Linked DNA regions of Homo sapiens: region 2 is linked to region 1. Evidence: chromatin contacts called from ENCODE Hi-C or POLR2A ChIA-PET data. All regions are on one chromosome and are shown on one strand. The core of a region is the stretch at or near the end of the contact, and the rest is flanking DNA. Distances in the headings are between cores, read along the strand shown. Region 1 holds the start of LINC01964 (long intergenic non-protein coding RNA 1964). Region 2 overlaps TCF7L1 (transcription factor 7 like 1).

Region 1 (2,908 bases), core at 174-2,673:
ACCCTGTCTCTACTAAAAATACACAAAAAATTAGCCAGGCGTGGTGGTGCGCGCCTGTAGTCCCAGCTATTCAGGAGGCTGAGGTATGAGAATCGCTTGAACCTGGGAGAAGGAGGTTGCAGTGAGCTGAGATCGCCCCACTGCACTCCAGCCTGGGCGACAGAGCGAGACAGTGGTGTGTGCCTATAGTCCCATCTACTTGGGAGGCTGAGGTGGAAGGATATCTCCAGGCTGGGATGTCAAGGCTGCAGTGAGCTGAGTTCGTGCCACTGCACTCCAGTCTGGGCAACAGAGCGAGACCTTGTCTCAAGGGAAATAAAAAAAGAAATCAATTCAGTAACAAGGTAAACTGCCAACCCAATTAAAATATGTACAAAATAGACATTTCACCAAAGAGGATATACAAATAACTATAAGCACATGAAAGATGCTCAATATAGTCAATTTGGAAAAGCAAATTTAATCCACATTGAGAACCACTACACACCCATTCAAACTGCTATAATGAAAAGAACTGTTGAGATTAGGCCAACTACCAAGAATCTCTATTTCATATACATTTGGGAACTGAGGAAATGCCCACTGCTCAATGGACATATTCTGAGCTGGAGTTTAGCCAGAACTCCATTTATACCTAGTCGCTATATGCTCTTATTCCGTTTTTTTGTTTTTTGTTTTTTGTTTTTAGAGACAGCTTCTTGCTCTGTGGCCCAGGCTGGGCTGGAGTACCCTGACATGATCATAGGTCACTGCAGCCTTGAACTCCTGGGTTTAAGTGGTCCTCCCGCCTCGCCTCCTGAGTAGCTGGAACTGCGGGCGTGCACCACCACACCTGGCTAATTTTAAAATTTTTTGTAGAGATAGGTTCTTCCTATACTGCCCGGGCTGGTCTCCAACTCCTGGCCTCAAGTGATCCTCCCCTCTTAATCTCTCAAAGTGCTGAGATTATAGGTATGCGCCACTGTGCCCAGCCTGTATGTGCCTAATTCTAACAGGGGCCATGATTACACTTGGGATCTAAGGTTATTCATATCTACTATAAGTCTGTGTCTAATTGTCCTCAAGATGTTTAGTATTTTTTTTCCCCAGTGCTCAATTACCCAAGTAAATAGTCTTAGGTCCCTTTGAGGGAAGGCCTGAAGGAGTCATTACATGTTCAATTGCCACGTGTCGCAGGATTCTTCCTGCTGGAGTTGCAGGCGCTGCTTCAATCAGTGGGTTCTGGGTTCAAAAACTGACCCAGTGTAGAAACTGGGCAAAGGAGAGCGACTTTTTATTGGAGCAACTATCCTCAGCTTCATCATCACCCATCCTTGATTTCTTTTGATGGTTCAATTTGAATAGCACTCTGTTGGCTAATGCAAGTATTTCGCCGTTTGTTTATACCAAGTTCTATTAACCATCTCCAGAAGTGTCTTCTGAACTGACCGTTAGCGCCACTCCCACCGTGCTGCTCGCTACGATAATCGCGCCACCACTTGTCCTCCGTAGCTCTGGAGTCCTGGCCTGCCGGTTGCTAACTGGGCCACTTTACAGAGGCAGAAGCAAGCTCAGGGAGGGTAAACAGGAAGGGTAACTAATTTTCCTGGGATTACACAGTCGGTAAATAATGGAGGCAGCATCGACCCCAGGCAGTCTGGCCCCAGACACCACACTTTTACCCAATTCCCACAGCTGCCTGGAAAATAAATAGAAATCAAATAGATGTTAACAAGGACCTTTGGGAGTTGTCCGGCGTTTGGGCAACGGATTGCTTTTCTGTTTCATGTTAGTCCACCGCCCTCACGTGGCCCCGTCCTGAACTTCACCCTTGTTTGGTCCCAAACTGTAAAGACCCTCACGGTGCTGGGAAACACAGCCCTGCTGGCCTCGGACTGCAGGACAGAATCCTTACCCCTCCTGGGCCTCCGTTGTGTTCTTTCCAAAATGGGATAATGGTAGCAGGTTAATGGAAATAATTAAATAAAATAGTCCATCTAAATTCCTGGATCGAACGAAGGGTCCAATAAACATTAGCTGTGCTGTTGTAGTGCTCAGTGCCTCTCTCTCAAAAGCGGGTGGCAACAGACACCCTCACACCTTCGCTGTAATGAGAGCTCTGCAAAGCCAACTGCAAATATTAGGAATCAGTGTCCTCACGAGGCCAACCCCTTTCCAAGGCTGCTTGGAAAATGCTTTGCTAGACTAGCTTGGATCTTGCTGGCTTGACTCAGATCACAGTTGAGCAAATGTGCAGAAGAGGAAGAGATGAGGGAAGGCCTGGCTCAGTGTGCTCAGAGCTTCGATTTTGAGACTGTTCGGGAGGAAAAGTTCCTCACCAGACAGTGCTCTGCTACTCTTAAAGCTAGAAGGACAGAAAGATTTCTCCACAGTTGGGGTCATGGAAATGTGTATTTTCTCCAAACCTTTTTTTCACTGAACCAGTTGTTGGAGCCTTCCATTTGAGACCTTGTGATGCCTTCATGGACATTATTTCTGCTCATCCACACAGCCAGCAGGGACTTGTGCAGCAGGAGGGGCAGGCTCAGAGTTAAGCAGCTGCTCCAACGTCACACGGCTAGCCTGGGCCTGATCTGGAGCTTGTCCCAGATCTGGAGCTTCCCAGGTTTGGACCTGGGTCACTAGAGCAGAGCCTCCTTGCCTCTTCGTGGATATGGAGCCAATTCACTGTGGCCGATCACCAGCCTCACAGACTAAGGGGGCAGCCCTGCCCCTGCCTACGCCCCTACCACTGCTGAAGCCATCTCCTTGCCGACAAACACAAGCAGAAACTTCTCAGGATCTGCTGCCTCTTGTTCCAAGGATTAGGCGAGCTTCTGTCTTGAGGACAGAAGAGGCAGCTGGAAGATCAGGGTTGTGGTTGAAGAAGGCCTAGGTAAGGTGCCATGACTCAAATGTCCCTAATGGG
Region 2 (2,908 bases), core at 238-2,737, 200 kb before region 1:
ATAAGGGCAGTCAGGCCCATGGGGTGAGCTGTCCCACCAAGGTCACGGAGGACACTGGCAGAGCTGGGATCAGAACAACCCAGGTGTCCTGGCCGCCAGCTACAGAACAGCTATGATGGATCAGGTTATTTTTTTTACAACACATAAACATAAAAATAATTGGAAGGGGATGAAATACTAATGTAAGCAAATCAATATTATAAATACCAATCTGAGAAGTCATAAAACACAACAAAAGAATACTTGTATTATTGAAAGTTTCAATATGGATAAGCCGTAAGGCATGCAGAGCATGCTCAACAGCTCCACACTGCCCCCTGGTGGTTCCCAAGTCCCCACCGGAAGCATGCTGGACCAATGACCAGCGGGAAACAAAGGCCCTGGACAAGGATACCTGCTGCACTGAAAACCCCAGGAGCCGGTGACCTGGTGGGCCAGACAACAAAGATCCTCCTGGGCTGGGCATCAAGCCGTCAAGGAAAATCTCTGGGTTCCACTCCCATTTGTTTGCAGAATTTGAGATAAAGAAGTTATGAACTCAGTAATGAGTTAACTACTTTTAGTCTCTCATGTTGGCAGTGGCCTTTTCCCCCTTTAATTACCACAGGCACTTTTTAATACCCTGGTGGTGGGAAAGTAAATTAGTAAATCCTGTCTTGTGCAATTTGGAAGTATGTATCAAGTCTTCTGAAGGCTTACTGTCTCTAGGAATGCATCCTAAGGAAATAATTAAGGATGCAAGCAAAATATAGCTGCAAGGATGTTCACTGAAGAGCTGTTTATAATAGCTGAAAGATATTAAATGCCTTATGCTGCAATTATGATATCTGAATTTATGTAGTAGGTGGTTATTTACAGAAACAGAAAGGTGTTTACACTGTTAAGTGAAAAAGCAAGATACGAAACATGTATTTCCACCTGTGTAATGGGGAGTGCTTAAAAAAAGAAAAAACATGTATTGAATCCTACTTTTACTTGTAATTTTGTAAAACAGGTATCTTTATGTATGTGTTGAGAAATCTGGAAGAATATACACTAAGAGGTGAGTTGAACTTAATCTCTCTGGGAGACAAGATTATGGGTGTTTTTATTTTATTCTTTTGGCTAAACATACATTGATTTTAAAAGGTAAATGCAAATATATGCAATGGGAATCACTTTTTAATTAAAAAAATTAAATATATAAAAACACTCAAAAAAAAAAAACCCAGTAAAGTCTATATTCAAATCTTCAGCCTCTCATTTCTGAACTTCTGAGTGCTGTTTTATTTTGAATGGGGTCTTGCCCCTGACAACCTTCCCAACCGTTCCCATTAGGGCCTGGAAAAATGTGACCTCAGCCGTTTGGAAGCCTTCAATGGTTCCTGGGCAACATACGCTGGGGCCAGTAAGTGCTGTGACTGCCAGCTGCACGAGTCCTTCCTTGGCTGAGGAAGGGTCCACTCTACAGCCCCGCCCTGGACACTCTCCTCCACTCTTTCCCTTCCAGAGGGATTCCCCTCTGGGGGAAGGTCTGGGCGCCAATTCAACCAGAGGAGACAACCCAGTCTGCTAGTTCTCAGATCTCACTGGCACCAGGGCTGCTGGGAGGAGCTTTAAAAACACTGATTCCTGTCTGCGTTCCCCATTATGATTTAACTCTTCCAGGGTGGGGCTTAAGCATCTACTTTTTTTTTTTTTAAGCTCCCAGGTAATATTAATGTGCGATCAGAGTGGTCCCCAAATGCTCACACCTACCCCTCCATAACTTTCTGTAGTTTCTACCCATTGTTTGGGCTTCTCTTTCAAAGATGACCTTCCTGGATCTATGGTCCTGTCTCTTTTACACTCTTCTTTCACAGCCCAGAGCAAGCATCCACCCACTTACCCATTAAACACTGTTTAGTGCTACTGTGTGCCAGGTTCATGGTTCTCCCCTACCTAAATCCTTGCCTAGAATACATATCTTCATTCCGGTGGATCCATTATAAGGCTCAAGGTGGAAGTTTCTGGTAAAAATGGAGAATCTATAACCTGACAGCAGCCCTCATAAATTAGCCATCACAAAGTGAGACAGGAAATGCCCACACAAGTTTCCTGATGGTTTATTGGACAAATTCAATATCATAACCCATATGCCATAAACACTCCTAACGGCGTTAGCACATTACATGCCTTCTTTCTGGGTTGGGAGAGGGGCTGCAACACATTCCCCCAACTCTCCAATCAAATCCAGGGCTTGGTCTTTATGGAATTTCAAGCATCCAGGCTAGGCTAGTTGGGTTAGGGAGGAGGGTACATTTCAGAGCACAAAGGCTCTAAAAACATTTCTCAAATCCCCTGTCACTTCCTGACTGACCTAGTAGAACACCAATTCTAGGCATAGCCTGTGCATGAAGTTGGTTACAGAACTTAACTTTCACAAGCAGCTGTTTGAGGACCGAGACTGGGTGGTGATCAGGTCTTGTTCAGGCCTGATGATGACCTGAAAATTCCACATCTTTGCCACTTCCTTCCTGAGCCCCCAGTTCCTATCCAGACTCTGAAACCCAATCACTGACCAGGTGACAACTCCATCTCATGTCCGAGGATTTGTGATGCATGCACAGCACCAGACTGGGTAGGTGTGGCCCATTTGAATACTTTTTTGTAAGTCCACTGGCCAAATTCTCATTTGATCCACCTTGATTTTCCATATTCCATTCTATCCATTCCTGGAGGTCAGGAGTACTCACGTAGTCACTCAGATACACGCTGAATTAAACTCCAAGTCATGGTTCAAATGGGTCATTGATTTCTTCCTCTTCAATTTCCATTTTTCCCTTCAAAGAAGGAAGAATGGGCAGGAAAAATCAGTGCAATTGGCTGGAGACCCACAGTTGGATGGGCCCTGTGCTGAGGCCGTCTCTCCCTTACAAGCTCTTTACAA

The links. A loop is a pair of places that touch in the nucleus more often than their neighbours do. ChIA-PET counts read pairs that join two places held with the same protein, here RNA polymerase II (POLR2A). Pooled maps may share reads with other maps.
Region 2: a loop to region 1 is called in a pooled map, with 2.9 times the contacts of the local background. The contact joins the enhancer-like site here to the promoter of LINC01964 in region 1. A Hi-C loop is called at or near these places in 1 of 168 maps with a recorded cell type or tissue (GM18951) and 5 of 50 pooled maps. POLR2A ChIA-PET finds 5 or more read pairs at or near these places in 3 of 52 experiments (Caco-2, PC-9 and activated CD4-positive, alpha-beta T cell).

What each region holds. Positions count from the first base shown.
Region 1 is chr2:85,065,862-85,068,769 of GRCh38, reverse strand. It overlaps LINC01964 (long intergenic non-protein coding RNA 1964), which reads left to right and starts at 1,423. Exons shown (of 2, transcript NR_146453.1): 1 at 1,423-2,908.
Region 2 is chr2:85,264,065-85,266,972 of GRCh38, reverse strand. All of the region lies in intron 3 of TCF7L1 (transcription factor 7 like 1), which reads right to left. Among named protein-coding and RNA genes, the nearest start is that of TGOLN2, 62 kb to the left of the region's middle. Within about 2 kb of position 1,487, at least 10 of the 41 ENCODE cell types and tissues checked have a DNase peak (open chromatin) inside an H3K27ac peak, as active enhancers do.